2 separate regions of the Homo sapiens genome follow, and region 1 is linked to region 2. A link is a loop called in an ENCODE intact Hi-C map of the cell type or tissue named here. Cell type or tissue: endothelial cell of umbilical vein. All regions are shown on one strand.

What was found. Peaks named below come from ENCODE experiments on the same cell type or tissue, not always from the same donor. Only the 100,000 strongest peaks of a DNase experiment are listed, where the experiment ranks them.
Region 1: it touches region 2 in a loop (10-fold over the local background); 1 of 110 quality-filtered maps calls a loop at or near these places.

What each region holds. Positions count from the first base shown.
Region 1 is chr21:32,370,653-32,374,652 of GRCh38, forward strand. It overlaps URB1 (URB1 ribosome biogenesis factor), which reads right to left. Exons shown (of 39, transcript NM_014825.3): 7 at 2,995-3,120; 8 at 1,855-1,979. Among named protein-coding and RNA genes, the nearest start is that of SNORA80A, 4.7 kb to the right of the region's middle. In endothelial cell of umbilical vein, no CTCF peak of the experiment used is centred here; DNase peaks (open chromatin) are centred at 909, 1,519 and 2,349; H3K27ac peaks cover 2,801 bases.
Region 2 is chr21:32,522,461-32,526,460 of GRCh38, forward strand. No RefSeq gene overlaps it. Among named protein-coding and RNA genes, the nearest start is that of TCP10L, 61 kb to the right of the region's middle. In endothelial cell of umbilical vein, no CTCF peak of the experiment used is centred here; DNase peaks (open chromatin) are centred at 1,011 and 1,941; H3K27ac peaks cover 3,509 bases.

The DNA of each region.
Region 1 (4,000 bases), 150 kb before region 2:
GGGATTGAAGCCCAGCTGTCTGCTCTGTTAACCTACACCAGCGACTGGCAAAGTAGGGCCCAGCACCTATCATTGTAATTTGATTGGGACACAGGTAAACCTACTTATTTACATCTATGGATGCTTTGCTGGCACAACTGAGTGGTCACAACAGACTGTGTAGGCTGCCAAGCCCAAAATACAATCTGGCCCTTTGTAGAAAAGTTTGCCAATCCTTGCTCTATGCTCTAACACCAGCTTTCAGTGAACACCTACTATGTGCCAGGCACTGTCCTAGGGACTGGAGGCCCATAATAGACCAGCGCCCGTTCTCACCACTTCTCACCAATCTGATAATGAACAAGCAAATAAATAAATCAGCAAATAAATGTATGAACAGTCAGAAGCCTAAGCCAGGCAAAAAGCACAGTGACAGTGGAGGGACTATTTCAGAAAGGGCTGTCCGGGAAGGCCTCCCTGAAGTGGTGAGGTCTGCACAGGAACCTGAATGAAATGAATGAGTGGGCCACGTGTCTACTGGGGAACAGGGAACGATGCAATTCAGTGTTCTCAAAGCTTTCTATCACCATCCACAAACAAATCTCCTTCCTTTCCCTTATGCACAAACACTTGTCTTTTGCCCATGGCTTCAAAATTCACATAAATCACAGCTTGCTGCAAAGAGACGCACACCCACAAGTTGATTCAATATGCTCATTAAATGCTCATCTATTTCATGGGCCTAGTTATGGAGGAAAAATGCTTTAAAAAGGGGGAACAATGCATGTGTTTTAAGCATGGTGTAATATTCTATTCGACTATAAAAGTCTGCTGTTATGTTTTGGCAGGAAAATGAGCTCATTCTTACTGATGAAAGAAAAAAGAAATGATGTGACAAGTTAAATCACAGTGACCTCAGAATCAAAACACGTCCAAAGTCATAAGCAGACAGAAAAACTCCCACCATGTTATTCCATTCTGAAGGAATCACCTGATTTCCTGACTGGCTGAAATTAGAAGTAAATCAAACTGCCTAAATCCTTGTGATATAATGCTAGGATAGAATAACAAGGATTAAACAATAAATCATTTACACATTTACAATGACAAGAAAACATGGCCAATATTTTTATTGTCAAGTGGGAAAAAAGCAGATAGGATGAACAGTAGTAAGCCATTTTTGTTATTAAAAAAAAAAATCACATAGACCTGTATTATACGATTACAAAAAGAAAGTCTTAAAGAATATGATCAAAACCAGTAGATTTGAACTTAATATGTTTCCTTACTGATGAAATGTTACCACAATTGTGAAATGTGAAACAAAATGTTAAAAAAAAAAACAATTTTGAAACCGTGACTCATGGGCAGCCTGTCAAGGAGAGGGAGGACTGTTTTAGTATCAGTTTGGAGCTGGACTTCCTGGATTCCAGTGCAACCTCTGCCATTTAACCAGTGTAAGTGTCTCGACCTCTCTAGAACTACTTTCTTCCTCTGCAAAGCTGGCATAACAATGGTACCTGCGTCAGGACTGCTGTGAGGCCCATGTCAGGGCCAACCCTCTCTGGCAAGGCAGACGCCTTTTCTGAGCTCCAGCTGACGAACACTGTCTTTAGGTAAACATCCGCAGCACCTCCCTGGGTGAAATATCCCATGACCTAACTAAGTGCTAATAGACAGCTACCCTCAGAACTGCCCCTGAGGACATGCAACAAGGAGAAGTTCTCTGGGACTACAACTGTTCAACCCTGAAACGAGTTAGATAATGTCCACAATTCTAGTTCTAACCTACTACAGTTCCACTAGACACTCACATATGTGGTGACTTCTGAGGAACATACACACCCTGGGGTCCACAAGAGTGTTATACTTTACCTGCCAAAGGTACCCAAAGATGCATCGTAAAAATTAATTCCATGCTTGAGTGAACAGCAAAGATCCATCAGGAAGTTATGAACAAGCTCCCGCACCATGGTTTTCCCTGCTTCTTCGGCAGAAACCTATGAAGATTTTTTAAAAATTCAATGAAAATCCCAAGCTCATACACTTTAGTAAGAGCTAGAGTAAAAACAAGGACAATATTAACTGCCGATGACAATTTAGAAAACATTTTAAATACTTGGTGTCATTCCAAACAATAAATGAAAACAACAACAAAAAGATACACCGATCAAGATAAAAGAATACTCTGAAGAGGGGCAAGTTTAAACCTGTATTTTTAAAAGCTTTAAAGTGATCTAATTTCTCTTGTTCATTTGAATAAAATTCCATATTTGGGAGTGTTTTTATGCAGCCTCTGAGGCTTGCTGGTCTAGAGCATACAAAAACATGTTCAAAACAAGAGGACCTGGGCAAGTCTCCAAGATAAAAGGAGGTGAAATATTAGGCTCTTGAGAGGTGAATTATTATAACGTTAACAGGAAGTCTGTGCCTTTACTACTCTGGCCAAGTCCATGTTCAGTAACACCCTGAAGAAAATTAAAATATACACTGGCATTGGGTCGATGTTAAGAGCAGCTGTTTCAATTTAGCACGAGTTAACTAGCACAAAATAAATTATATATGTCAGTAGGTGAGGCTCCTAGACATTCAGGATCCTGAGGTTAAAAACAAACAAACAAACAAAAAACACACAACAAGCCTTGAAACTCCAACAACTGGACATGAAAGAATGGAAGGATGGGAAGGCAGAGGTAAAGCAAGAGGAAAAGATGGCCGGGATGACCCTGCAGGTCTAACAGGCAAGTGCTGCAGGGAAAACTAAGATATGGCTCAGCCCAAGGAAATCATAGTTTTCTAATTAAAAAAAAAAATTATTAGCATGATTAAGAAATTAGGGGAAAAAAATCCTATTGCAGTTAGCAGAGGGTTAATACAACCATATAACCACAGTCAAAAGAAACAGATCAAATGAGGGGACTTCAAGTCTGGTGCGGTGTTGAGAATTCTCCCTCTCCCAACCCTGAGGATCAAATTCCAACAACGAGGTCAACGAAAACCAAAAAGTGTCTGCACCTTGACATTTTCTGGGTTCACATCGGTAATCCCATTCCAGTTGTACAGCGATGCTATGTGGTTCAATAACTGCCCCGTAAAGAAACGCACCTTCTGGGTTTTTGTGATATTTTTATTGTGAACTACCTGAAACAATAATAAAACAAATTATTAAAAAACAAATTATGAAAAAGTTCATGGAATTCAATTATTTTTTAAATGGTGCTTACTGTTTTCTCATCATTATAAAAATAATGCTTGCTAGTGGCAGAAAATTTGGTTTAAAAAAAGGAAAAACATAAAGGGAAATTCACCAATATTCCCAACCATCCTAGGATATCGTTACTATTTTGATATATTTCCTTTCAGTCACCACCCACACCCACACAATATACATGTGTATGTATTCATTATTTTTTGCCTGAGATTTTATTTATATATGATTACTTATGAAGCATAAGCCTTTTCCACGTCATTAAACATCCCTTTAGAACATTTTGGGGGGCTAAATACCATTCTATCCTATGAGTGGACCACAACTTATCTAACCATTCCCCTGGTGTTTACAATTAGTTGTTTCTAAATTCTGGCTATTCTCCATAAAGCTGTGATTAGCATCCTTGAACATAGTCTTCATTGCATCTGACTTTGGACTTGACACTGGTTCCTGCAAGTAGAATTGTGGCACAAATTCTCAGCTCCACCCAAACCTAACCCCAGAATCCCTATGGGTGTGGCCCAGGTATATATATTTCAGATACATTCCCCTAGAGGTTCTGATGCAACTCCCCCAGTTCAGAACAACCATACGTCACGGTCCATGAACATATTTAAGACCTCTGACACATCCTGTCAGAACTGTTATCTTCCATAGGGGATACAACACTTCCTCCTCAAGAAAGTATCTGATTCAAAGCATCCTTGCTAGCACTGAACACCATTGTTTTTAAAAGTCAATGCTATTTTAGTAGGCAAAAAAATCTGTATGTCATTATTTGCTTTACTTTAAATTAGGGTTTCTCAACCT
Region 2 (4,000 bases):
CCTGCCCCCCGCTCCAGGAGGAGCCCCTGGGTCCACCCAGGAAGGAACTGCACCTCCTGCCCTCCTCTTTCTCTCTCCCTTTGATCCCTTCTTCTCTTTGCTGAGCCCATGAGCAGATTCAGCAGGGGCCCTTTCTTTATCCTTCAGGGGCTTAGCTACATTAGACAAAGTGTAAGAATGACGGTAGGCCAGCCACCGTAGCTCACACCTGTAATCCCAGCACTTTGGGAGGCCGAAGCAGGTGGATCACTTGAGGTCAGGAGTTCGAGACTAGCCTGGCCAACATGGTGAAACCCTGTCTCTACTAAAAATATAAAAGCCTGGCATGGTGCCAGGTGCCTGTAATCCCAGCTACTCGGGAGGCTGAGGCTTGAGAGTCTGTTGAACCCGGGAGGCTGAGGTTTCAGTAAGCAGAGATTGTGCCACTGTACTCCAGCCTGGGCCACAGAGTGAGACTCTGACTCTAAAAAAACAATCGACATCAAGGGTTGGGTGCGGTGGCTCACGCCTGTAATCCCAGCACTTTGGGAGGCCAAGACAGGTGGATCACCTGAGGTCAGGAGTTCAAGACTAGCCTGGCCAACAGGGTGAAACCCTGTCTCTACTAAAAATAAAAAAAACAATTAGCCGAGCATGGTGGCATATGCCTGTAATCCCAGCTACTCAGGAGGCTGAGGCAGGAGAATTGCTTGAACCCGGGAGGCAGAGGTTGCAGTGAGTCGAGATTGCGCCATTGCTCTCCAGCCTGGACGACAAGAGCAAAACTCTGTCTCAAAAAAGTAAAAAATAAATTAATTAATTAAATACAATTGACATCGAAGAATGACAGTAAATGGCCAAACCAAGTGGCCCTGGGAGCTCAGAGAAAATGATTCCACCAAATGGACTAGGGGAAGCTTATCAGAGATCACGCTCAACATGGTCCTCTAAGAATAGGCAGAATTTCCAAAGGTGAAGGAAGGTAGGGAAGGGAGCAGCCAGGAGGTGGGAACAGGAACAGCACGTTTAAGTACAGGGAACAGCCAGAGTGAGGGAAAATAAGGCTAAAAGGGTGAAGGGCACCTGGAGAATGTTGATATTTTGGGCTTTGGCGCGTGCCTGTGTCCTGGCTGTAAGAACATTACGCACTTTGGGCGGCATCACTCAGCCTGCTCCTGGTTGTGGGTCCATTATCTGCTCCTAATATTGTCTTTCGTCTCGGGATTGTGAACAGATAAGGAACCCACAGCCAGGAGCAGGCTGGGCCTGGCCTCCAACCTTGACCTTCTGACTCTTGGAATAGTAATTGCTCCGGATTTTAAGGTCACTGAACACCATCCAGTTAATCTCGATATCTTGGAAGTGACCAAATTACAGCTGAATTTCGTTGAAGAAATTAAAATCATCACTCTTATCCTAAGAGTGATTATCCTAAGTATTCCGGTGACTGACTCACCTGGGACACTTTAAGATGCAGTTAATATCATCAATGCAAATAGACCTCAAGGGTCTAACAAATTATTTCTGGCAGAGCCCTTTTTTGAAATGTTTCTAGTCTTTGCCCCAAGACTGCTCACTGCCTAATTGCATTTCTTTCCAATGGGTCTAACAGAAAATCCCATTGGAAATTTATCTTCAGGTGAAAATGCCGCCTTCCTGCTTTTAAGCGAACTGCCTGTGATATCATGAGCTCAGGCTGCAGAGGCTCAGCCAAACAAAGAGAGGAAAGCTGGTTACTTCTGATTGGGAGGACGTATTAATTCCCCACACTTTCCCTGTTCCAAACTCATGACTCCATGGATTGAGTCCTTTTAAGAAAAGAAAATAGAGCCTGTCATTTCCTATTGTTTCAAAGACAAAATCCAGCCTGGGAAAGATTAAGGGAAGAGGACGGGACTCGTGTTCAGATGACTAAGCACCAACCTGACCTGGAAAAGGCTCGATTAGTTTTTGAGGAAGGGAGGGTGCTCCAATTAGAGGCATGTGTAAAATAATGACATTACCTCACTAAAAGAGAAAAAGGAAAACATTCCCAACTCACTAACAATGAACTAGCAAGAAAATGTGTTGCTAATCTGTGAAGAATTTGCAAACCCAGTGAGTTGCCACCCAGCTCTGAGCTCCCAAACTTCCTTCCTTAGAACTTGACCTCTGATTGTAAAACCCTGGGCCCTGGGAGAGAGGGGCCTGTGCTGGTCAGCAAGGGGGAATCACATGGACCAGCCAAGCCCAGCTCTGCTCCGCCCGGGGTTTCTGGTAAATGAGCCTCTGTCACTCAGTTCGTACACATGGATACTTCTTATTGAAGATGTCTTGGGAAAAAGTCAAGCTGCTCTGAAAAAATAATAAAAATGCACTGTATCATGTTTTTAAAAGAGCTAGATCTCTATGTACCGACATGGAAAATCCTTAAAGTCATTATTAAATAATACATAGATTATGATAACGTGTTTTTAAAAAGACTCAAAACTGGGCCGGGTGCCGTGGCTCATGCCTGTAATCCCAACACTTTGGGAGGCCGAGGTGGATGGATCACAAGGTCAGGAGTTCAAGACCAGCCTGGCCAATATAGTGAAACCCCATCTCTACTAAAAATGCAAAAATTAGCTGGGCATGGTGGCACACGCCTGTGGTCCCAGCTACTCAGGAGGCTGAGGCAGGAGAATTGCTTGAACCCAGGAGGCAGAGGTTTCAGTGAGACAAGATCGTGCCACTGTACCCCAGCCTAGGCAACAGAGTGACACTCTGTCTTAAAAGAAAAAAAAGAAACTAAAATGTTGGTGGTTTGGACAAATCCTGCCCCTGCACCCCACCTGCATGTCCCCTCCATGACTTCCTGTTGTGTACCAGGGTCCCTGAGGTGGGCTGAAAGAGGGCCGGGAGCTGGCTGTTCAGAGTCCCCCAGAAGCAAAAGCAGTGGGCCTCTGGCCCTGTGGGCAGGGCTGGCTGAAGCAGAGCCAGGAGGGAGGGCTGAGGAAGGCTGTCGTGCACCTGCCTGGCCAGCCGTGGGCAGTAGAAAAGAGGCTGGGATGGGGCCAGGTGAGCCCAGCTCAGGTCGGGGGCCTGGCAGGCCCTGGACATGTCTGCTCACAGCTGCTCAGAAGTGGCTCCTCGGGTTGGCCCTTGCTGCCCTCTGAGCTCTTGTCTCTGCATTCTCCATCCACCCCCACCCCAGCTTCTTGCCGGCCCTGTGCACAGACACCTAAGGCCCGCCTCTTAGGGTCAGCTTGCCCTCAAAAAGAGAAGAAAGCATAGGTTTCCAGGACTGGCTGATGAAGGGAGGGTTTGGGATTTCTGGAGACTTGAAGTTGAGCTTGAATTCCTCCCCTCTGACTTTCCCAGGCCAAGGCGTCCAGCACCCAGGGACCAAGCCCTGGTCCTCAGCAGAGACCGTCTGCAGCCCCTGCCCTGGTCTCGCTAACACTGGTTTAATATATCTACAACGAGAGATTCCCAAACCCCACCCAAGAGTCCCTGAGGGCAGACCTTGGGGCTCCAGGCCCAGGAATCTGCATTCTCCGCCCCCCAAACTCCCCCCAGGGGTCCTGATAGGCAGACAGCTGAGAGCTGGGCTTGCCTCCACCTGGGTCCCTGAAACCCAGCACCCCGCCCTGTTGCTTGTCTCTTGCAGCCCAACTCCTGCAGCTGGGCCTTCTGCTCATCCTGTACAGAAACCCTCTGTTTGCTCCTGCAGACCTGCTCTCCATGGCCCCCAGCCTGCTCCACTGTCCTGTACCTCCAGACCCCCATCAGCATCTCCCCGCCTGTCTGCTGGGTTCAGCCAATGGGGAGCCTGGCAGGAGAAAGTCATGCCATCAGCTTTGAAGATACTTTCCTTTCCTGACTTCTTATCCTGGGGTTCCTGAACTCTGTTTTTTGTTTTGTTTTAGATGGAGTCTCACTCTGTCGCCAGGCTGGAGTGCCGTGGCACAATCTCGGCTCACTGCAACCTTCGCCTCCCGGATTCAAGCGGTTCTCCTGCCTCAGCCTCCCGAGTAGCTGGGACTACAGGCATGCACCA